Linked DNA regions of Homo sapiens: region 2 is linked to region 1. Evidence: read pairs that join two places in POLR2A ChIA-PET (ENCODE). Cell type or tissue: PC-9. All regions are shown on one strand. Links, peaks and the distances in the headings refer to the core of each region. The heading gives the core; the rest is flanking DNA. Region 1 overlaps MPHOSPH9 (M-phase phosphoprotein 9). Region 2 has its middle 27 kb from the start of MIR9902-1.

Region 1 (12,289 bases), core at 1,448-9,447:
TGAACATGGTCTTTTTGTCATCCTATGAAAAAGATCCATTAAAGAGGTCATAAGAAGATTGTCCTACAGCCTTCATAAGGCATTATTTATTCCTCTTTCAATAAATTTTATTTCTTCAATTTAGGCTTCCTGATATCACCATTCTTTGTACTTTTTCAGATTTATATTGAAGAGGAGGGAAGTGAAGGTAAATGAAGCTCTATGAACCACAAAAGCGTCTGTGGTCTAGGAAAGCCCTTTAGTACTGTGTTGCTAGTTTTATTCTAGAAAAGCCGTTTAGTACTATATTGGTAGCTCTAGAAAAGCCATTCAATACACCCCCACCACCACGCCCGGCTAATTTTTTGTATTTTTAGTAGAGACGGGGTTTCACCGTGTTAGCCAGGATAATCCCAATCTCCTGACCTCGTGATCTGCCCGCCTTGGCCTCCCAAAGTGCTGGGATTATAGGCGTGAGCCACCGCGCCCGGCCTTCTCTTGGTCTTAAGTAGTGAGACAAATTGAAACAGGTGGAATTTCTTCCTTGATGAGAAAGAAAATAAGTGGTGCCTTATAAGGCTCATGTGTTAATTCCCCATCTTCGTAGGTAGTGTTATTTCAGTGTGCTTTTACTTTGGCAATGGGTTCATGGATGGTTACATACTCTTTACAGGAATTAAAAGTTTCATGAGGGACCTGATAAGAAAAATTCTGATAGAAATATTCTCATCACATATCTCTGGAAACACATTTCTTGCGACAGTGTCAGAGATGTGAGGATTGATTTGTTCAGAATTTTTACTAGAATTGATAAGTAAGCAGGGACTACTAACCAATTGTTTGTATATAGGAAGTAGTCTACTACTTAAGGCTCATATTATTGATTTATGGTTTTTAGAGTTAATCTGATTTATTGTAATTATGATAAAAATGAATTGTTAGAGCTTTTACATTAATTTTTATACTAAATGACTTTAATTCTAGGCACTTCAAATTTGTTTTGGAAGTAAATGGCAAATTATAAATACATTTTAGGTCTGAACTCACGAAATAATACCTGCCCCCATTTTTCTCCTTCCAGCTCCACAGAGAACCGAAATAAACTTTTGTAAATTACACAGGCAAAAAAAAAAAATCTGCAACAGTGAATTCCTATCAGTTAGCATTCTTGTAACCATGGGGAAATCAGGCTTTCTTCTTTTTTTTTGAGACAGAGTCTTGCTCTGTTGCCCAGGCTAGAGTGCAGTGGCACGATCTCGGCTTACTGCAACCTCTGCCTCCCAGGTTCAAGTGATTCTCCTGCGTCAGCCTGCCGAGTAGCTGGGATTATAGGCACCCGCCACTGCGCCCGGCTAATTTTTGTATTTTTAGTAGAGACGGGGTTTCATCATCTTGACCAGGCTGTTTTCGAACTTTTGAGCTCGTGATCCACCCGCCTCGGCCTCCCAAAGTGCTGGGATCATAGGCGTGAGCTATCACGCCTGGCCAGGCTTTCTTCTTTGAACCCTCTGAAGGTTTCTCCCCACCTGGTTTGAGGCCTGGCTCTCATTTCTTGGGTCAGCAGATTGTGCCTAATGACTTTTAGCTGTCAATCAATAGTTTTCTTTCTTGTAGTCTGATTTTGCTGCTGCTACACATCCTCGTGCTTTTTACCTCAGTAAACCAGATGAAACTCCAAATGCTTGGATGTCTGATTCAGGAACAGGTATGATACTTACATTTTTATTTTTTTTAACCTAAACTACATACACTCAGAGGAAGGTACTTAGATTTTTAGAGCATTATTTTTAAAAAACAACTTGCCTACATTTCTCCATATGGGATGATACTGTATAGTAGTATGGTTTTGTAAATGTGTTATGTGTTGTGATGTTCTCTGGTAGCAGCCTTACCTTTGTTTGTTTTGTTTTTTGAGACAGGGTCTCACTCTGTCACCCAGGCTGGGGTGCAGTGGTGCGATCACAGCTCACTGCAGCCTCAGCCTCCTGGGCTCAAGTGATCCTCCCACCTCAGCTTCCCAAGAATAGCTGGGACAACAGGCGGTGTCACCATGCCCAGCTTTTGTATTTTTTTGTAGAGACAGGGTTTCGCCATGTTGCCTCAGCTGGTTTTGAACTCCTGGGTGCAAGCAATCCACCAGCCTCGGTTTCTCAAAGTGCTGGGATTACAGGCTTCAGCCACCATGTCCAGCCACCTTTCTTTCTTATCTTAATTTATGTTACAAGATCTGTAAAGAGAATAAAGAAGTACTTTTGCAGTTGTTTTGAACAGCTGTAAAAATCATCAACCTTTTTCGGGTAGTCCAAAATGAATTAAATTCAAACCCTCTGAGCCATCCTTTACACTCCATGGTGAGCTTATTCCAATCTTAATGGCCTTATATACAGACTTTTTTTTTTTTCCATATCCCACATCCAATTCATCAGGATGAATTAGCTTTGCCTTACAAATCTTTCTAGAATCGCACCACTTCTTACAACCTCCACAGCTTCTAGCCTAAGAGTGTTCTCTCATCTGTCACCTGGGTTGCTACTGTCTTCCTAACCAGCCTCCCCACTTCCACTCTTGCACACTTCAGTCTGTTCTCAACATAGTAGACAAAGTGATCCTCTGAAAAGTTAAGTCACATCATGTGACTCCTCCTCTCCAAACCCTGTTGTTCACAGAGTCCTTACAGGGGCCCACAGTGCCTAACAACCTAGCCCTGTTACCTCTTTGACCTCACTTTATACTGAATTGTTCCTCGAATTACAATGGGGTTATGTCCTGATAAACCCACCATAAATTGAAAATATCATAAGTTGAAAATGGGCTGGGCACAGTGGCTCATGCCTATAATCCCAGCACTTTGAGAGTCCAAGGTATGAGGATCGCTTGAGGCCATGAGTTTGAGACCAACTTGAGCAACAAGTTGAGACCCCATCTCTACAAAAGAGTCAAAAAATTAGCCAGGGATGGTGATGCGCCTGTAGTGCTAGCTACTTGGAAAGCTGAAATGGGAAGATTGCTTGAGTCTGGGAGGTCAAGGCTGCAGTGAGCCATGATCACACCACTGCACTCCAGCCTGGGCAATACCAAGACTTTGTCTCAAGAAAAAAAAAAATTGAAAATGCATTTAGTACACCTAGCTTATTAAACATCATAGCTTAGCCTAGTGTACATTAAATGTGCTCAGAACACTTACATTAGCCCACAGTTGGGCAAAATTATCTAACACAAAGTATTTTATAATAAAGTATTGACTATTTCATATACTTTATTGAACACTGAGAGTGAAAAACAGAATGGTCAGCCAGGCGCGGTGGCTCATGCTTGTAATCCCAGCACTTTGGGAGGCCAGGTCGGGCGGATCACGAGGTCAGGCGATCGAGACTATCCTGGCTAATACAGTGAAACCCCGTCTCTACTAAAAATACAAAAAATTAGCTGGGCTTGGTGGCGGCCGCCTGTAATCCCAGCTGCTCAAGAGGCTGAGGCAGGAGAATGGCGTGAACCCAGGAGGCAGAGCTTGCAGTGAGCCGAGATTGTGCCACTGCACTCCAGCCTGGGCAACAGAGCCAGACTCTGTCTCAAAAAAAAAAAAAAGAATAACAGAATGGTCATATGGGTACTCAAAGTATGGTTTCTACTGACTGCATATCGCTTTTGCACCATGATAAAGTAAAAAAAAAAAAAAAAAAAAGTCGACCATTGTAGGCTGGGGATTGTACTCTGTCCTTTTTTTTTTTTTTTTTTTTGAGACAGAGTTTTGCTCTTGTTGCCCAGGCTGGAGTGCGATGGTGTGATCTCGGCTTACTGTAACCTCCGCTTGCCAGATTCAAGTGATTTTTCTGCCTCAGCCTTCAGCTTCCCAAACTGGGATTACAGGCATGCACTACCACGCCCAGCTAATTTTGTATTTTTAGTAGAGATAGAGTTTTTCCATGTTGGTCAGGCTGGTCTTCAACTCCTGACCTCAGGTGATCTGCCCACCTCAGGTGATCTGCCCGCCTCAGCCTCCCAAAGTGCTGGGATTACAGGCGTGAGTCATTGCGCCTGGCTGTGCTCTGTCCGTTTCTTTGATGAGAAGGGAGATTGTCTGCTCAAATGTCCCAGATAGGTTTTAGGACTTTTGCATTGGCTGTTTTCCATACTTGAAATGTTCTTTTCCCTGTATGAGGGAGCTCCCTCATACATGGCTAAAATGGCTGATGCCCTCTTAATTATCCTCTCAGTAGCCAACCCTGTTTACCTGATTCAAAAATAGTGCCTGCCCATCGCACCCCCCACTACATATCCCCTTTATCCTATTTTAAAATCTCATCAGAGTGCTTACCACCTATATACTGCATGATTTACTTACTTTTCATGTCTCACTCCTCCTGCCTCCCCAGCCTGGCACTATAGGTACTCAATAAACATTTGAATTATTTACATTGATTCTGTATGTCTATACTACTCACAAAGAAATTGTCAGCTGGGCGTGGTGGCTCACACCTGTGATCCCAGCACTTTGGGAAGCCAAGGTGCGCAGATCACCTGACCCCAGGAGGTTGAGACCAGCCTGGGCAACATAGCAAAACTTCGTCTCTACACAAAATACAAAAATTAGCTGGGTGCGGTGGTGTTGAGTTTATAGTCCCAGCTACTTGGGAGGCTGAAAGGGAATGATGGCTTGAGCTCGGGAGGTCAGGGCTGTAGTGAGCTGTGATTGCACCACTGTACTCCAGACTGGGTGACAGATGGAGGCCCTGTCTCAGAAAAAAAAAAAAAAAAAAAAAAAAAGAAATTGTCTATTTTAAAATATATTTTAAGGCTGGACCTGGTAGCTCACAACTGTAATCCTAGCACTTTGGGAGGCCGAGGAGGGTGGATTGCTTGAGCTCTGGAGTTTGAGACCAGCCTGGGTAACATGGCCAAACCCTGTCTCTACTAAAAGTACCAAAAAAATTAGCAGGGCTTGGTGGTGTGTGCCTGTAGTCCCAGCTTCTTGTGGGGCTAAGACAGGAGGATGTCTTGAACCTGGAAGGTTGAGACTCCAGTGAGCTGGGCTGGGCGCAGTGGCCCATGCCTATAATCCCAGCACTTTGGGAGGCCGGGGCGGGAGGATCACTTGAGATCAGGAGTTTGAGACCAGCCTGGCCAACATGGTGAAGCCCCATCTCTACTAAAAATACAAAAATTAGTCTGGGCACGGTGGCTCACACCTGTTTTCCCAGCACTTTGGGAGGCCGAGGCAGGCAGATCACTTGAGGTCAGGAGTTCGAGACCAGTCTAGCCAAAATGGCAAAACCCTGTCTCTACTAAAAATACAAAAATTAGCAGGGCGTGATGGTGCATTCCTGTAACCTCAGCTACTCAGGAGGCTGAGGCAGGAGAATCACTTGAACCTGGGAGGCGGAGGTTGCAGTGAGCCGAGCTCGTGCCATTGCACTCCAGCCTGGGCAACAGAGTGAGACTCTGTCTCAAAAAAAAAAAAAAAAAAAAAAAAAGAAAAAACAAACCAAAAATTAGCTGGTTATGGTGGCGCATGCCTGTAATTCCAGCTACTCAGGAGGCTGAGGCAGGAGAATTGCTTGAACTCGGGAGGCGGAGGTTGCAATGAGCCGAGATCACTCCACTGCATTCCATCTTGGGCAACAGAGCGAGACTCTGTCTCAAAAAAAGAGACCACAGTGGACTGAGATGGCACCACTGCACTCCTGGGTGACAAAGTGAGACCCTGTCTCAAAAAATAAAAAAATTTATTTTATTATTATTATTTTAATTTTTTTTTGAGACTCTGTCACTCACTCTATCACTCAGGCTGGAGTGCAGTGGCACCATCTCAGCTCACTACAACCTCTGTCTCCTGGGTTCAAGCGATTCTCATGCCTCAGCCTCCCAAGTAGCTGGTATTACAGTGTGTGCCACCACACCTGGCTGATTTTTGGATTTTTAGTAGAGATGGGGCTTCACCACGTTGGCCAGGCTGGTCTCAAACTCCTGACGTTAGGTAATCCTCCTGCCTCAGCTTCCCAAAGGGCTGGGATTACAGGCGTGAGCTACCATGCCTGGCCAAAAATATGTATTTTAAATTGTACCAACTCATCTTGACTTTTTATATTTCAGTTTTAAACATTTGCATCCAGTTAGGACTCTTACATAATAAGGAATTTAGATAACTTTTTTCCATCAAAATTCAAATTACTTTAACCCAAAATTAATTTCTTCCCATATTTAATTTCCTTTAGGTAGAAATGTTATTCTAGAAAGCATTTTTGTTTTTTTCTCACTCTTTTCTATTCTGTGTGTTTGTGCACATCAGGATTGACTTACTGGAAACTAGAGGAAAAGGATATGCACCACTCTTTGCCTGAAACTTTAGAGAAGACGTTCATATCATTGTCTTCCACAGATGTGTCACCAAACCAGGTAATTTAAAAACACACGGTGGCCGGGCGCGGTGGCTTACGCCTGTAATCCCAGCGCTTTGGGAGGCCGAGGTGGGCGGATCATGAGGTCAGGAGATCAAGACCATCCTGGCTAACACGGTGAAACCCCGTCTCTACTAAAAATACAAAAAATTAGCTGGGCGTGGTGGCGGGCGCCTGTAGTCCCAGCTACTCGGGAGGCTGAGGCAAGAGAATGGTGTGAACTCAGGAGGCAGAGCTTATAGTGAGGGGAGATTGCGCCACTGCACTCCAGCCTGGGTGACAGAGCAAGACTCCATCTCAAAAAAAAAAAAAAAAACAACAAAACAAAACACACACACCGTGGACTGGGCGTGGTGGCCTGTAATCCTGTAATCTCGGCACTTTGGGAAGCTGAAGTGGGCAGACCATCTGAGGTAAGGAGTTCGAGACCAGCCTGGCTAACATGGTGAAACCCCGTTTCTACTAAAAATACAAAAAAATTAACCAGACTTGGTGGCGTGTGCCTGTTCATCCCAGCTATTTGGGAGGCTGAGGCAGGAGAATCACTTGAACCTGGGAGGTGGAGGTTGCACTGAACCGAGATTGTGCCATTGCACTCCAGCTTGGGCAACGAGAGTGCAACTCCATCTCAAAGAAAAAAAAAACTGTGTGTGTTTGTGTTTTACAATTGTTGCTAAGTACTCCAGTATAAATTTTATTTTTCAACTTCTAAAATACTGGAAAAAGCATGGGCTTTAGAATCATACTCACTTGTTTTCAAATTCAGTCTGTCATTTTTGCCTTATGTAATCTTAGCAATGCTTCTTAAAAGTGGAATTAAAGGCTGGGTGCTGTGGCTCAAGCCTGTAATCCCAGCACTTTGGTAGGCCAAGGTGGGCAGATCACCTGAGGTTGGGAGTTCAAGACCAGCCTGGCCAACATGGTAAAACCCCATCTCTACTAAAAACCCAAAAATTAGCTGGGCGTGGTGGCATGCACTTGTAATCCCAGCTGCTCAGGTGGCTGAGGCAGGAGAATCACTTGAACCCAGGAGGTGGAGATTGCAGTGAGCCAAGATGGTGCCACTGCACTCCAGCCTGGGTGACAGAGCGAGACTCCGCCTCAGCAAAAACAACAACAGAAAAAAGTGGAATTAAAAATTCCACTTTTAAAAAATTCTGGCTGGCTTGAGCTGGGCATCATAGTTTACACCTGTAATCCTTGTACTTTGGGAGGCTGAGGTGAGAGGATCACTTGAGCCCGGGAGGTCACACCATTGCACTCTAGCCTGTGTGACAGAGTGAGACCCTGTCTCAAAAAGGGAAAAAAAAAATGCTGGTTAGTGTTTTGTGAAATTAAATGGATTGTGCCTACTATTTCATATGTAGTAGGTCCTCAGCTATTAATTTCTTCCCCTTTTCCCAGAATTGGTGTTGATTTTTCATTTGTTACACCTCCATTCATTTTCATTTGTTATGCGATCCATTTCCACCATAGTTATGAGCAACTTAATTTGCTGTATTCTTTTTTTTTTTTTTTTTGAGACAGTTTCACTCTGTCGCCAGGTTGGAGTGCAGTGGTGCGATCTTGGCTCACTGCAACCTCTGCCTCCCGGGTTCAAGTGATTATCCTGCCTCAGCCTCCCGAGTAGCTGGGTCTACAGGCACATGCCACCACGCCCAGCTAATTTTTGTATTTTTAGTAGAGACGGGGTTTCACCATGTTGGTCAGGATGGTCTCGATCTCTTGACCTCGTGATTTGCTTGCCTTGGCCTCCCAAGTGCTGGAATTACAGGCATGCACCACTGCGCCCGGCCAATTTGCTGGATTTTCTTTGAGTAAGAAAGGTACATTTAAAAAAAAAATTTTTTTTTTTTTTTTTTTTTGAGACGGAGTCTCAGTCTGTCACTTAGGCTGGAGTGCAGTGGTTCCAGGTTCAAGTGATTCTCCTGCCTCAGCCTCCTGAGTAGCTGGGATTATGGGCATGCGCCACCATGCCTGGCTAATTTTTGTATTTTTAGTAGAGAGGGAGTTTCGTGATGTTGGCCAGGCTGGTGATCCACCCACATCAGCCTCCCAGAGTGCTGGGAATACAGGCGTGAGCCACTGCGCTGGCCCATTTTTTTTAAATTTAAGAGCAAAGAAATAAAACTATTCAGTAAATGTACATCAATGTACCTATTTCACCTCTGTATTTTTTTTTTTCTTTTTTTTTTTTCTTTGAGGCGGAGTCTCGCTCTGTTGCCCAGGCTGGAGTGCAGTGGCGTGATCTCAGCTCACTGCAATCTCTGCCTCCCAGGTTCAAATGATTCTCCCACCTCAACCTTCCAAGTAGCTGGGATTACAGGCACCTGCCATCATGCCCAGCTATGTTTTGTATTTGTGTAGAGACAGGGTTTCACCATGTTGGCCAGGCTGCTCTCGAACTCCTGACCTCAGGTGATCCGCCCGCCTTGGCCTCCCAAAGTGCTGGAATTACAGGCATGAGCTAGTGCACCCGGCCTTCATTTCTGTATTTTGATCAGGTAATGAAAGAGTACCTGGGGAAAAGGAGAGATACTATTAAAGTAACCAAGAGACATAAAAATGAATGACATATACAGACAGACAGATGGGGCAATGTACTTGTAAGCATCAGAGTCTCAGTGACGGAAACCAATGTTCCGTACTTCATGAAAGGAACAAAAAGACACAGGTCAACACAGAGAAATGAAGTATGAGGGGGGTAAGATTGTAGGGGGCAAGGCAGGCTTAGTAGGCTTTGCAATTGCAGGGCTCACAGTGTTATCTGATCTTGAACATCAGTAAGTGGATACTGCATTTTGTTGACTCTACGGTATTGTCAACTTTAAGGTTTCCCATTTCATGTTCTACCAAGAAAAATTTATAAATTAGACTGATACAATGCTTTTTTTTTTTTTTTTTTTTAACCACTTTAGAATTTATATTTTATTCTTATGGAAAGAGTCTTTAGACTTAAACATAGGTTTTATTATGTATCAGTAACTTTTTTTTTTTTTTATTAGAGAGAGGATTTTTGCTGTGTTGCCTAGGCTGGTCTCAAACTCCTGGGCTCAAGTGATTCCCCTGCTTTGGTCTCCCACAGTGCTGGGATTACAGCTGTGAGTCACTGTGCCTGGCCTATTATATAACTTTTTTTTTGAGACGGAGTCTTGCTCTGTTGCCAGGCTGGAGTGCAGTGGTGTGATCTCGGCTCACTGCAACCTCCATCTCCTGGGTTCAAGCGATTCTCCTGCTTCAGCCTCCTGAGTAGCTAGGACTACAGGCATGCACTACCATACCCAGCTAATTTTTTTGTGTTTTTAGTAGAGACGAGGTTCCACCATGTTGGCCAAGATGGTCTCGATCTCCTGACCTTGTGACCCACCTGCCTCAGCCTCCCAAAGTGCTGGGATTACAGGTGTGAGCCACTGTGCCTGGCTTATTATATAACTCTTATGCATACTTTAAAAAGGAAAACATAAGTGAAATAAAAGTGGCTAAAATTCTTTCCTTCTCAGAGTGTTATACTCTTCTCTTCTCATCTCTTCTCTTCTCTTCTCCTCTCCTCTCCTCTCTTCTCTTCTCCTCTTCCTCTCTTTCTCTCTTTCTTTCTTCACGGTCTCACTCTGTTGCCGAGGCTGGAGTATAGCAGCTTCATCATAGATAACTGCAGACTCAACCTCCTGGGCTCAGGCGATCCTCTTGCCTCAGCCTCCTGAGTAGCTGGGACTACAGTCATGTGCAACCACACCTGGCTCATTTTTTTTTTGTTTGTTTGTTTTTAGTAGAGGCAAGGTCTCTCTATGTTGCCCAAGCTGGTCTCTCAAACTCCTGGACTCAAGCAATCCTCCTGCCTCAGCCTCCCAAAGTGCTGGGATTACAAATGTGAACCACTATGCCTGGCCATTTCTCTCTCTTCACCTTGGTGTTAGTTTCTGTGTTTTCCCACGTTATCTTCCTCTAGCCCACCAAGAGCATCAGCGATTCTGCATTTCTTTAAAAAGAATAGAAAGGCCTTTCTGCTTTTTACCTGTCTTAGTAGCATGTAGGACTAGCCCGCTTTGGACTCCCATGTGGAGTATGTTGCTAAACGTGTCTGATTCACCGTTCTCTTAAATATTGGTCCTCAGGAGCTTCATTGTAGTGTGTAGGTTTGTCTTCCAAGCTGCTGATACCTATTTGGCCAATTTTGAGCTCATGAGCAGGGAATGACAGTCTGTCACAACCACAACTTGGCCCAAAGCAATAGCAATTATAAAATGCCATTAATTACAAGAGGCATCCCTACTTTAGAGATGTTAACATGACAAGAACATAAAAGTGGTGAAAAGTGGTACTTTTCTATTCCCATGAGCTTTGAGTAGAATAACCCCAACTATTCCCCCAGACCACCAGGCTGTGGCCATAGCTGGAGTAATGCTACTCTTCACAGGCTTCAGGTCTTGAAAAGGCTTCTTTAGGTTATTGGCATGTAAAGAATGAATTCTACAGCAGGATTATGGGAATTGTGGTACTTTTTTTTTTTTGAGGCAGAGTCTCGCTCTGTTTCACAGGCTGGAATGCAGTGGTGCGATCTCAGCTCACTGCATCCTCCGCCTCCTGGGTTCAAGCAGTTCTCCTGCTTCAGCCTCCCAAGTAGCTGGGATTACAGGCACGCACCACCACACCCGGCTAATTTTTGTGTTTTTAGTAGAGATGGGGTTTCACCATATTGGCCAGGCCGGTGTCGAACTTCTGACCTCAAGTGATCCACCCGCCTTGGCCTCCCAAAGTGTTGGGATTACAGGCGTGAGCCACCACAGTATATTTTAAAGGTTTAGATTTAACAAATTAATGCCTTTAATGCACACACTCACAAGGTTTTAAAAATACATATTCATGGTGCTCTGCAGCCTACGTAGGGTCTAGAAATGGGACACAAATTTAAAGCTACATGATTAATGTGTTCTTTCAGTGTTTTCAGTGTATCTATTGTTGAATCTGTAATCTCATTTGTGACAGTGTTCACAGTTTAAATTTGAGGCCCAAGGTTAATTGGTTCTCCTCTCACACCCTATAATACGTCCCACCTTGAAATAATTTAAGCCCAAAGTTTTAGTGTTTAGAGCCTAGACCTCTCTGCAACATTTTTAGTGTAGTGAGGTCCTGATTTCAATTTTTCGAAATTAGGGTCCTATCTTCTGTTTTTTGAGACAGAGTTTTGCTCTGTCGCCCAGGCTAGAGTGAAGGAGTACAGTGGCATGATCCCAACTCACTGCAACCTCTGCCTCCTGGGTTCAAGTGATCGTCCCACTTCAGTCTCCTGCGTTGCTGGGATTACAGGCCTGCGCCACCACTCCCAGCTAATTTTTGTATTTTTAGTAGAGACAGGGTTTCACCATATTAGCCAGGCTGGTCTCGAACTCCCGACCTCAGGCGATCCGCCTGCCTTGGCCTCCCAAAGCGCTGGGATTACAGGTGTAAGCCACCGTGTCCAGCCTAGGGTCATATCTTCTTATTTTACTAATGAATAAAGGGACTTATTTTCACTTGATCTTAGCCAAAAGGCTGAGAAGTGATGGGTGGGGGGGACTTATTTTCATTGGGTCACTTTGTGACACCTAGTTTTGTTTGGCCAACTCTTTTAACAAACATGATTGTAACTACATAGATAAGGAACTCCAGCTCTTGGTGCTTTTTCTTCAGCCATATGAAATTAATTTGGCCGAAAGTTTTCTCATCCTTCTATCATTCATTCTGAAGTATCTTGTTTTCTTTTTTTTTTTTTTTGAGACGGAGTTTCGCTCTTGTTGCGCAGGCTAAAGTGCAATGGCGCAATCTCGGCTCACCACAACCTCCGCCTTCCAGGTTCAAGCGATTCTCCTGCCTCAGCTTCCCTTGTAGCTGGGATTACAGGCATGCGCCACCATGCCTGGCTAATTTTGTATTTTTAG
Region 2 (12,289 bases), core at 2,177-10,176, 540 kb after region 1:
TGAACCCGGGAGGCGGAGGTTGCAGCAAGCCGAGATTGCACCATTGCACTCCAGCCTGGGCTGTAAGAGTGAAACTCCGTCTCAAAAAAAAAAAGAAAAGAAAAAAAAGAAAGAAATGACCTTTTAGAGCTAAAATACATGATTATTTTAGCTCTAAGAAATTCCATTAAGAATTAAAAGCCAGTAGGGCCTCAACTGAGACTCAAATTAGTCTGGGAGATAAAGTACAAGAAAGATCTCAAAACAGAGCAACATTACAAAGAGATGGAGATCTTGTGAGAAAATATAAGAGTGGGAGGATAGGCCGGGCGCAGTGGCTCACACTTGTAATCCCAGCACTTTGGGAGGCCGAGGCGGGCGGATCACGAGGTCAGGAGTTTGAGACCACGGTGAAACCCCGTCTCTACTAAAAAATACAAAACATTAGCCGGGCGTGGTGGCGGGTGCCTGTAGTCCCAGCTACTTGGAGAGGCTGAGGCAGGAGAATGGCGTGAACCCGGGAGGCAGAGCTTGCAGTGAGCTGAGATCGAGCCACTGCACTCCAGCCTGGGTGACAGAACAAGACTCCGTCTCAAAAAAAAAGAAGGGTGGGAGGATATCCTTCCTCCCGAAGAACTAATATGTACATAATAGGAGTTCTAAAATGAGAAGATGCAACAGATAAATCATAGAAGTAAAGTTCCTCAAAACTAATAAAGACCTGAGACTGCAGATTAAAAGAGCTCACTGAGTTCCTGGCTGCACTGAGAAGACTCTTCTGGAGGCCTATTCTGGTAAAAATTCAGAAAGATTAAAAAAAAAAACAACAGTTTACAAGTGTCAAGCAGAGAAAGAAGATACGAAAGAAAAATCTCAGACTAGAATCAGACTTCATCTGCATTACTGAAAGATGAGAGTAATCTACACTTCTTATCTACAGAGAAGGGAGAGAAAGGACAGCAATCCAAGAATCCTCTATTCTGTTCTCAAAACATTTTTTTTGGCCAGGCGCAATGGCTCACGCCTGTAACCCCAGCACTTTGGGAGGCCGAGGCAGATGGATCACTTGAAATCAGGAATTCGAGACCAGCCTGGCCAACATGGTGAAATGCCGTCTCTACTAAAAATACGAAAATTAGCTGGGAGTGGTGGCAGGTGCCTGTAATCTCAGCTGTTCAGGAGACCGAGGCAGGAGAATCACTTGAACCCGGGAGGTGGAGGTCGCAGTGAGCCGAGATTGCACCACTGCACTCCAGCCTGGGCAATAGAACCAGACTCCATCTCAAAAAAAAAGAAAAAAAATTTTTTTTTCATCAATTGAAGCAACAGGTAGATTTTCAAAGATACTCAAGAAATCAGGCAGGCGTAGTGGCTCTCGTCTGTAATCCCAACACCCTGGGAGGCTGAGGTGGGAGGGATCACTTGAGTGCAGGAGTTTGAGACCAGCCTGGACAACATGGTGAGACCCTGTCTCTACAAAAAATACCAAAAAATTTGCCAGGCGTGGTAGTATGTGCCTGTAGTCCCAGCTACTTGGGGGCTGAAGTGAGAGGATTGCTTGAGTCCAGGAGGTCGAGGCTGCAGTGAGCCATGATTGCGCCATTACACTCCTGCCTGGGCAACAGAGCAAGACCCTGGTCTCAAAAAAAAGAAAATTCAGAGACAACCCTGGCGCACCCTCCATCTGATGGCACTACTTGGAAAAGACCTGATCAAGCTGCAAATAGCCCTGAAAAGAAGACTTAACAAAGGGAAAAAGAAAGAGAGCGAAAACCATGTTCAAAACATAGGCAGGGCTGGGCGCGGTGGCTCACACCCGTAATCCCAGCACTTTGGGAGGCTGAGGCAGGCAAATCACTTGAGGTCAGGAGTTTGAGACCAGCCTGGCCAACATGGCGAAACCTGTCTCTACCAAAAATACAAAAATTAGTTGGGTGTGGTGGTGCACACGTGTAATCCCAGCTACTTGGGAGGCTGAGGCAGGAGAATTTCTTGAACCTGGGAGGCAGAGATTGCAATGAGCCAAGATCATGCCACTGCACTCCAGCCTGGGTGACAGAGTGAGACTCCATCTCAAAAAAAAAAAAAAAAAAAAAAAAGAACATAGGCAGATGACATTTTAACTCAAAATGGAACAGGATAGACTGGGGATTTGTGTAATAGAGAAGGACCCTTAGAAAAGAGGATTATTGAAACCAAACGGATATCCCATAAGGGAAATTATAAGAAATGCTAGATTATCTCAGCCAAACCTCAGAAAGTGGGGTGGGGAATAGATGTGTTTCATGAGTCTCTCAGGGAACAGGGGGCAGGGGAAATGGAAGAGAGGGGAAGCGAAAGCGCTCTAAAGGTGTCATCTCACTGGGGTGAGGGAGAAGGGGAGTGCGACAGGAGAAATGTATATTTGATCTCTGCCCTTGGTTTCTAACACAGAGCCTCTAAAACCCTTGCAATTTCCTGAGGATAGGTGAACATCCTTTGCGATTATTTTTATTCTTAGTCTCTGGTTCCTGACACAAGAGCTTTTAAGACCCTTGAAATCCCCAGAGTGTGGTGATTGTCTTTTAATATGCTGATGAGATGACTGGTAGCTGGAGTCCCCAGACAGCTTTAGCACAGGGGCTGCTCCCTGCAAAGACCAAGGCATGGCCACAGGATTGGAGCTATCAGCTCCACCCCTTGACCTCTGGGAGGGGAGAGGGGCTGGAGATTGACTTAATCATCAATGGCCAATGGTTTTGTTTTATTTTGAGGCAAGGTGTTGCTCTGTCACCCAGGCTGGAGTGCAGTGGCATGATCACGGGTCACTGCAGCCTCAACTTCTCCAGGTTGAAGCGATCCTCCCACCTCAGCCTCCCATGTAGCTAGGACTATAGCTGCACACCACCAGCTAATTTTTGTATTTTTTGTAGAGACACAGTTTCACCATGTTGCCCAGGCTGGTCTTGAACTCCTGGGCTCAAGCGATCCATCTGTCTCAACCTCCCAAAGTGCTGGGATTACAGGCGTGAGCCACTGGGCCCAGTGGCCAGTGATTTAATCAGTCACACCTCCATAATGAAGTCTCCACAAAGTCCCTAGAGGACAGAGTTCAGAGAGCTTCTGAGTTGGTGAACTCAATGAAGTGCTAGAGGGACACATCGGAGGGCGCATGGAAGCTCTGCACACTCCCGCCCCATACTATATCCTCCATGCATCTCTTTCCACGTAGCTGTTTCTTAGTTGCATTCTTTATGACAAACCAATAAATATAAGTAAAGTGTTTTCCCGAGTTTTGTGAGCTATTCTAGCAAATTACTGAACCTGAGGATTGGACTGTGGGAACTTTTGATTTATATCCGGTCAGTTGGAAGTACAGGTGTATTGGGTAAACAAAGTCTGGTACATATACACCATGGAATACTACACAGCCATAAAAAACACAATCGGCCAGACATGGTGGCTCACGCTTGTAATCTTAGCACTTCGGAAAGCTGAGGTGGAAGGATTACTTGAGCCCAGGAGTTCTAGACCAGCTTGGGCAAAAATAGTGAGACCCCCCGTCTCTACAAAAAAAAAAATGAAAAACAAAAAATTAGTCAAGCATGGTGGTGCACGCAGTAGTCCCAGCTACTCGGAAAGCTGAGGTGGGAGGATTGCTTCAGCCCAGGGAGGTCGAGGCTGAAGTGAGCTGTGATTGAGCTATTGCACTCCTGCCTGGGTAACAAGAGACCCCATCTCAAAAAAAAAAAAAAAAAAAAAGACTGAATAAAACATGTCCTTTGCAGCAATGTGGATGGAGCTGGAGGCCATTATCCTAAGTGAACTAACACAGGAACAGAAAAACAAACACCACCTGCTCTCACTTATAAGTGGGAGCTAAACCTTGAGTTCGCGTGGACACAAAGAAAAACACAGACACCAGGGCCTATTGGAGGGTGGAGCGGAGGCAGAGGGAGAAGATTGGAAAACTACCTATGAGATACTGTGCTCATTACCCCTGTGACAAAACAATCTGTACACCAAACATCAGCAACACGCGATTCACCCATGGAACAAACCTGCACATGTACCCTCTGAATCTAAAATAAAAGTTGGAAAGGAAAAAAAAAAGTACCTGTGGGAAGCTGGGACTTGTGATTGGGGTCTGGAGTGGATGGAAGCCGTCTTGTGAACTGGGCCCTTTAGCTTGTGGGATCTGATGCTAACTCCAGGCTGAACAGTGTCAGATTTGAACTGTAGGACACCCAGTCAGTGTCCAAAGAGAACTGGAGTGCTGCTTGGTGTGGAAACCCCAGTGGGTGTCAGGAGTGTTGTGAGTGTAGAGAAAAATAGTTTATTTTTTTTCTTTTAGGGATGAAATAGATCAAGGAGGGTTGGGCGCGGTGGCTCACGCCTGTAATCCCAGCACTTTGGGAGGCCGAGGCAGGTGGATTGTTTGAGGGCAGGAATTTGAAACCAGCCTGGACAACATGGCGAAACCCTGTCTCTACAAAAAAAAAAAAAAAAAAATACAAAAATTAGCCAGGCGTGGTGGTGCGCACCTGTGGTCTCAGCTACTTGGGAGGCTGAGGCAGGAAAGTTGCTTGAGTGTGGGAGGTTGAGGCTGCAGTGAGCTGAGATCGTGCCACTGCACTCTGGCCTCGACAACAGAGAGAAACCCTGCTAAGGAAAGGAGGGGAGGGGAGGGGAGATCAAGGAGCTGAGAGGACAGGGTACTTCAGTGAGGAAAATAGTAGGTCCTATGTTTCTCATTTTAAGAGTGAGGAAATTAGTCATGAAGGAAACAAGGAGACCTTCTTTTTTTTTTTCTTTTTTTTTTTTTTTTGAGACGGAGTCTCGCTCTGTCGCCCAGGCTGGAGTGCAGTGGCGGGATCTCGGCTCACTGCAAGCTCCGCCTCCCGGGTTCACGCCATTCTCCTGCCTCAGCCTCCCAAGTAGCTGGGACTACAGGCGCCCGCCACTACGCCCGGCTAATTTTTTGTATTTTTAGTAGAGACGGGGTTTCACCGTTTTAGCCGGGATGGTCTCGATCTCCTGACCTCGTGATCCGCCCGCCTCGGCCTCCCAAAGTGCTGGGATTACAGGCGTGAGCCACCGCGCCCGGCCCAAGGAGACCTTCTTACCAAGCCTGGGAACTCAGAAGCTAGGGGAAAAAAAGACGGATATATTTGACCGTATAAACACTGAAACATTTTGTGTGACAAGGGATACCAGAAATAAAACCAATTCAAATGATGGAGCTGAAAAAATATTTGTAATACAAATAATAGTCACCAACTTCTATTGATGAACTTAGTGTGTGCCAGGCTGAATTCTACGTACCTGACACACATTAACTCATCATCTCTAACAGCACTATGAAGGAGGAATTACCGTGATGATGATGATGATGATCACTATTTTATAGTTGAGTACAGAGGTTAAATAATGAAGGTAAATAATTTGCTGAGGTCATGTGGCCAGTCAGGGCTCAGTCAAGATGTAACCTTTGGCAGCCTGCCCCAGCACCAAACCTCTTAATCACTTTGTAGATGAAAGCCAAAAGTCAAATGGACACTATATAAAGAGCTTTTACAAATTGTTCTGAAAAAGAGAATCAACCAATACAGAAATGGACTTAGACTATAAATAGACCATTTGCGGAGGAGCAAAACCAAATGGGTAACCAACAGTATGAAGAGACCCTCAAACTTACAGGGGTCAGACACTTGCGAATGAAAGCAGCAATGAGACATCTCTCTACATTCCTCAGAATAAACTGATTCATCAAGCTAAAACGAGAAAAAAAATCTCAAATGCTGGCAGGAATATGGAGAAAAGGGCATGCTCAGATATGAAGTTTTGTAGTCATTTGGGAAAGCAATTTGGCAACATCTGTTAAAATGGAAACTAAACATACCCTTTGATCTTCTAATCCCACTCTTGAGAATCTATCCAAAGAAATAAAAACACCAACACTTAAGGACAAGAATGTGTATTGGAGCACTGTTTTTGTGTGTGTGCATGTGGCAGAAAACTGACCACAAAGTGAACGCCCATCAAAAAGAAAAGGCATAACGAATAATGCTACTTCCACCCTATGGAATATCATATAGCTATATAAAAGGAATCAATGCCGGCCGGGCGTGGTGGCTCCCGCCTGTAATCCCAGCACTTTGGGAGGCCAAGACAGGTGGATCATGAGGTCAAGAGATCGAGACCATCCTGGCCAACATGGTGAAACCCCGTCTCTACTAAAAATACAAAAAAATTAGCTGGGCGTGGTGGTGCATGCCTGTAGTCTCAGCTACTCAGGAGGCTGAGGCAGGAGAATTGCTTGAACCCAGGAGGCGGAGGTTGCAGTGAGCTGAGATCACGCCACTGCACTCTAGCCTGGCAACTGAGCAAGAGACTGTCTCAAAAAAAAAAAAAAAAAAAAAAAAAAGAAATCAATGCCTCTGACTGGCAAAGTTTCCGCAAATTATTGTGAAGTGTGAAAAGCATGATACAAAAAATGTGTACATTGTCTCCCATTTTTATGAAACAAAAAATATCTATATGTAGAGGACTTTATGCAGACACAGGAAAGCATAGAGAACGCCTATGGGTTAATATCTGTTACTTGTAGGGAGGGGTTGGGAGACTTATGTGGGTTGAGCTGGAAAACCAGGAGTCAGATGAGAAAAAGCTTTACCAGGGGTGGCAAACCACAGCCCACAGGCCAAACTAGCCTGCCACCTTTTATAAATAAAGTTTTAAAAAAATAAATAAAGTCTTTTATAAATAAAGTTTTATTGGAACATAGCTATTCACAGGGCCAGGACTAGGGAGAGGCTGAACCACTCGCTCACTCTCAGCATCACCCCTGCACTTTCAGGACCTGAGATGAGTGTCTCCTTAGAGTGTGCACCCCAGGGGCCTCTGTCCTCTCACCCTAGAGTATTTGCATTCATTTACGTATGATCTGTGGCTTCTTTGTCACTACAAGGCAGAGTTGAGTAGTTGGGACAGAGACTGCATGACTTGCAAGCCTGAAATATTTACAGCACAGGTAAAGTTTGCAGGACTAAGTTTGCCTGGAGTAGTCTAAAATAAAATTGGGTATATGGGCCAGGTGCAGTGGCTCGAGCCTGTAATCCTAGTACTTTAGGAGTTCGAGGTGGGCAAATAGCTTGAATCCAGGAGTTCAAGATCAGCCTGGGAAACATGGTGAAACCCATCTTTACAAAAAAAAAAAAAAAAAAAAAAAGATTACCCCAGGTGTGGTGGTGTGTGCTTGTGGTACCAGCTACTCAGGAGGCTGAGGTGGGAGGATCGCTTGAGCCTGGGAGGTGGGCAGTGAGCTGAGATTGAGCCACTGCACTCTAGCCTGGGTAACAAAGTGAGACCTTATCTCACAAAAAAAAAAAAAAAAAGGCCAGGAGCAGTGGCTCACGCCTGTAATCCCAGCACTTTAGGAGGCTGAGGCGGGCAGATCACAAGGTCAGGAGTTTGAGACCAGCATGGCCAACATAGTGAAACACTGTCTCTACTAAAAATACAAAAATTAGCCGGGCATGGTGGCGCGTGCCTGTGGTCTCAGCTACTCGGGAGGCTGAGGCAGGAGAATCACTTGAACTGGGAGGTGGAGGTTGCAGTGAGCAGAGATCGTGCCACTGCCCTCCAGCCTGGGCAACAGAGTGAGACTTCGTCTCAAAAAAAAAAAATAGATATATGAACACATTAACATACCCAATAAAAGATTCTGTATTTGTCTGTCTATATATAAATTTTAACAAAATAAGATGAATCAGAGTCTTTAATCTGGTAGCCTACTGGCCCGAAGGGTTGGCTATTGTGTTTTTGGTGAGCCAGCAGTGATTTTATAAATTCCTATAGTCTTCTGAGTCTGTGTCCCCTGCACGTGTTTCCATTAGACACAAGGTTTGCCCTCCCAAGGACCACAGTATATAAACAAATACACAGTCTATCTGTGGAATTTTTTTTTTTTTTTGAGTCGAGTCTCACTCTGTCTCCCAAGCTGGAGCACAGTGGCATGATCTTGGCTCACTGCAACCTCTGCCTCCCATGTTCAAGTGATTCTCCTGCCTCAGTCCCCCTAGTAGCTGGGATTACAGGTGAACACCAACACGTCCGGCTAATTTTTGTTATTTTTAGTAGAGACGGGGTTTCACCATGTTGGCCAGGCTGGTCTCAAACTCCTGACCTTAGGTGATCTGCCTGCCTTGACCTCCCAAAGTACTCGGATTACATGTGTGAGCCACCGAACCTGGCCTGTGGAATTAAAATTTGGGTGCGGTGGCTCGTGGCTACAATCTCAGAACTTTGGGAGGCCGAGGTGGGCAGATCACTCGAGGTCAGGCATTCCAGACCAGCTGGCCAACATTACAAAACCCCGTCTCTATTACAAATACAAAAATTAGCCCGGCGTGGTGGCACATGCCTATAATCCCAGCTACTTTGGGAGGCTGAGGCATGAGAATCCCTTGAACCTGGGAGGTTGCAGTAAGCCAAGATCATGCCACTGCACTCCAGCCTAGGCGACAGAGTGAGACTCTGTCACAAAAAAAAAAAAAAAAAAAAAAAAAAAAAAAAAAATTCCATGGGGCCAAGTATAGTGGGGAGGCTAAGGTGGGAGGACTGCTTGAACCTAGGAGTTTGAAACCAACCTGGGCAACATAGCAAGACCCCATCTCTACAAAAATAAAAATAAAAAATAACTTGGAGGGCTGAGGTGGGAGGATTGCTTGAGCTTGGGAATTTGAGGCTGCAGTGAGTTTTGATCATACCACTACACTCCAGCCTGAGCAACAGAGTGAGACCCTGTCTCAAATAAATAAATAAATAAAAATTAAAAATCAGCTGGGTGTGGTCATACATACCTGTTTTCCCATACTCAGGAGGCCGACATAGGAGGATGGCTTGAGCCAGGAGTTTGAGGCTACAGTGAGCCATGATTACACCATTGCACTCCAAACTGGGCAACAGAGAGAGACCCTGTCTCGAAATAAAACCAAATAAATAAAATAAAATAAAATAAAATCAAGCTGCATGGGAGGAAGGGTGTTGGCGAGGATATCGGGAAACTGGAACCTCGTGCATTGCTGGCAGGAATATACAATGATGCAGCCACTGTGGAAAATAGTTTGGCAGCTTCTCAGTAAGCTAAACACAGAATCGCCATGTTACCCGGCAATTCTACTCCTAGGAAAATATTCAAAAGATTGAAAACAAGTGTTCAAACAAAAATTTGAATACATATATTCACAGAAGTACTATTCTCAATAGCCAGAAAGTAACCCAACCCCAAATGTCCATCAACCGATGAATGGATAAACAAAAGGCAGTCTATCCACACAAAGGAATACTATTCAGACATGAAAAGGAATGCAGTACTGAAGACAAGGAATGCTGCATCATGGATGAATCTTGAAACATTATGCTGACTGAAAGACACGAGCCAGGTGCAGTGGCTCATGCCTGCAATCCCAACACTTTGGGAGGCTGAGGCAGGTGGATCGCTTGAGCCCAGTAGTTTGAGACCAGTCTGGGCTACATAGCGAGACCCCATCTCTATAAAAAAAAAAAACGAAACTTAGCCGGGCGTGGCGACGCATGCCTGTAGTCCCAGCTTCTCAGGAGGCTAAGGTGGGAGGATCACTTGAGCCTGGGGAGGTCGAGGCTTCGCTGAGCTATGCTGACGCCACTGCACTGAAAAAAAGAGAGAGAGACAGAGAGAGAGAGACAAAGAAAGAAAAGAAAAGAAAAGAAAAGAGAAAAGAAAAAGAGAAAAGAGAAGAAAAGAGGAAAGAAGGAAGGGAGTGAGGGAATGAGGGAAGGAAGGAAGGAAGGAACGAAAGGCCACATTTTATATGACTCTATTTACATGAAATGTCCAGAATAGGCAAAATCTGTAGACAGTAACCTTAGTGGTTACTAGGGACTGGCGGGGAGGGGAGAATGGGAAGTGACAGCTTAATGGTTTCTGTTTAGAGTGAAGACAACGCTCTAGAACGGGAAAGTGGAGTGAGAATTGCACCAAATTATAAATGTACTTAACACCACTTTAAAATGGTGACTTTTATGTTATATATATATATATGTCTTTTCACAATAAAAAAATTCATGGTGGGAAATCTAAGGAAAAAAATCTAAAAAGGCAAAGTGGGGAGGGGCAATAATGAGAAAGAAAGGTCGAGAAACACTGAGCTAAAGACCAGTCTGTAATCTCTCTCTTTTTTTTTTTTGAGACAAGGTCTCGTTCTGTCACCCCAGCTGCAGTGTGGTGGCGTGATCACAGCTCACTGCAGCCTCGATGGCCTGAGCTCAAGTGATCCTCCCACCTCAGCCTCCTGAGAAGCTGGGACCACAGGCATGTACCACCATGCCCAGCTAATTTTTAATTATTTATAGTGTTGAAGTCTCATGTTGCCCACCCAGGCTGGTCTTGAACTCCTGGGCTCAAGCAATCCTCCCACTTTGACCTCCCAAAGTGCTGGGATTACAGGTATGAGCCACTGCACCCGGCCTTAGTCTGTATCTCAACACTGTAAAGATTGTTACCTTTAAAGCAAATACCTCAATAATTCAAGTCTTTAAAACAGTGAGGGGTCCAGCCACAGTGGCTCACATCTGTAATCCCAGCACTCTGGGAGACCGAGGTGGGCGGATCACTTGAGGCCAGGGGTTCGAGACCAATCTGAGTTTAGGAGTTTGAGACCAACTTGGCCAACATAGTGAAACCCCGTTGCTACTAAAAATACAAAAAATTAGCTGGGCACAGTGGCGTGTGCCTGTAATCCTAGCTACTTGCGGGCCTGAGGCACAAGAATTGCTTGAACCCGGGAGGTGGAGGTTGCAGTGAGTCGAGATTACGCCCCTCCACTCTAGCCTGAGTGACAGAGCAAGACTCTATCTCAAAAAAAATGAAAATAAAAAAAAAAGAGTTCGAGACCAGCCTGGCCAACACGTTGAAACCCTGTCTCTACTAAAAATACAAAAATTAAGGCCGGGCCCAGTGGCTCACGCCTGTAATGCCAGCACTTTGGGAAGCCAAGGTGGGCGGATCGCCTGAGGTCAGGAGTTCGAGACCAGCCTGGCCAACATGGTGAAACCCCATCTGTACTAAAAATCAAAAACTTAGCTGGGTATAGTGGCACATGCCTGTAGTCCCAGCTACTTGGGAGGCTGAGGCAGGAGAATCGCTTGAACCCAGGAGGCAGAGGTTGCAGTGAGCCAAGATCACGCCACTGCACTCCAGCCTGGGCGACAGAGCGAGACGCCGTCTCAAAAATAAATAAATGAATAAATAAATATAAATAAATAAATAAAAACGGTAAGGAAGGGATCTTGGCCCTTGAGGTAAATTGCCCCCTTGTCTCTCTCTAATCCAGGGTTTGGGGGAATGGTGTTCACTCACGGCCTGCAAAGCTTTGGGTTTAATTACTGTTTCTTGTCCAACATTTGTCTGATTTTGTGGGTTACTTGGGGCCCTCAGGGATGCAAGAAGCCAAGTGCACACTCAGGTGACCAAGGTGATGGAAGTTATAGAAGCAATCGTGGGCAAGCAAGAATGCTCTGGAAACTGTGGAGCCTCATGAAGAACTGGAACCGGTCTTTAATCAAGTCTCAGATACCATCTCTTAGAAGCTGTGTATCATTATTTCATAAACTATGAAGAAAGAAAAACAGGCCGGGCGCGGTGGCTCACGCCTGTAATCCCAGCACTTTGGGAGGCTGAGGGGGGTGGGTCACCTGTGGTCAGAAGTTTGAGACCAGCCTGGCTAACATGGTGAAACCCCATCTCTACTAAAAATACAAAAATTAGGCGGGCATGGTGGCACGCGCCTGTAATCCCAGCTACTCAGGAAGCTGAGACAGGAGAATTGCTTGAACCCGGGAGGCAGAAGTTGCAGTGAGTCAGGACTGTGCCATTGCACTCCAGCCTGGGTGACAGAGGGAGACAAAGGAAGGAAGGAAGGAAGGAAGGAAGGAAGGAGGGAGGGAGGGAGGGAGGGAGGGAAGGAAGGAGGGAAGGAAGGAGGGAAGGAAGGAAGGAAAGAAGGAAGGAAGGAAGGGAGGAAGGAAGGAGGGAAGGAAGGAGGGAGGGAGGGAGGGAGGGAAGGAAGGAGGGAAGGAAGGAAGGAAAGAAGGAAGGAAGGAAGGGAGGGAGTCCATCAGAAAGAAAGAAAGAGAAAGAATGAGAAAGGAAGAAAAAGAAGAAAGAAAGAAAATGCACACAATTTAACTATAATATACTTCTTTCTTATTGCTTCAAAATTTCATTTGACTCTTTTAGTCTCCAGTGTTTCTTTATTTCCTATATCAGTCTTGTGTATATATGAAAAGA

What was found. Peaks named below come from ENCODE experiments on the same cell type or tissue, not always from the same donor. Only the 100,000 strongest peaks of a DNase experiment are listed, where the experiment ranks them.
Region 2: POLR2A ChIA-PET joins it to region 1 with 27 read pairs; 3 of 35 experiments call an interaction of 5 or more read pairs at or near these places.

What each region holds. Positions count from the first base shown.
Region 1 is chr12:123,204,139-123,216,427 of GRCh38, reverse strand. MPHOSPH9 (M-phase phosphoprotein 9) reads left to right here. Exons shown (of 24, transcript NM_022782.4): 7 at 1,594-1,684; 8 at 6,266-6,372. Among named protein-coding and RNA genes, the nearest start is that of MPHOSPH9, 23 kb to the left of the region's middle. In PC-9, for the core only: no CTCF peak of the experiment used is centred there; no DNase peak of the experiment used is centred there.
Region 2 is chr12:122,663,009-122,675,297 of GRCh38, reverse strand. No RefSeq gene overlaps it. Among named protein-coding and RNA genes, the nearest start is that of MIR9902-1, 27 kb to the left of the region's middle. In PC-9, for the core only: no CTCF peak of the experiment used is centred there; DNase peaks (open chromatin) are centred at 5,407 and 5,757; H3K4me3 peaks cover 719 bases; H3K27ac peaks cover 2,089 bases.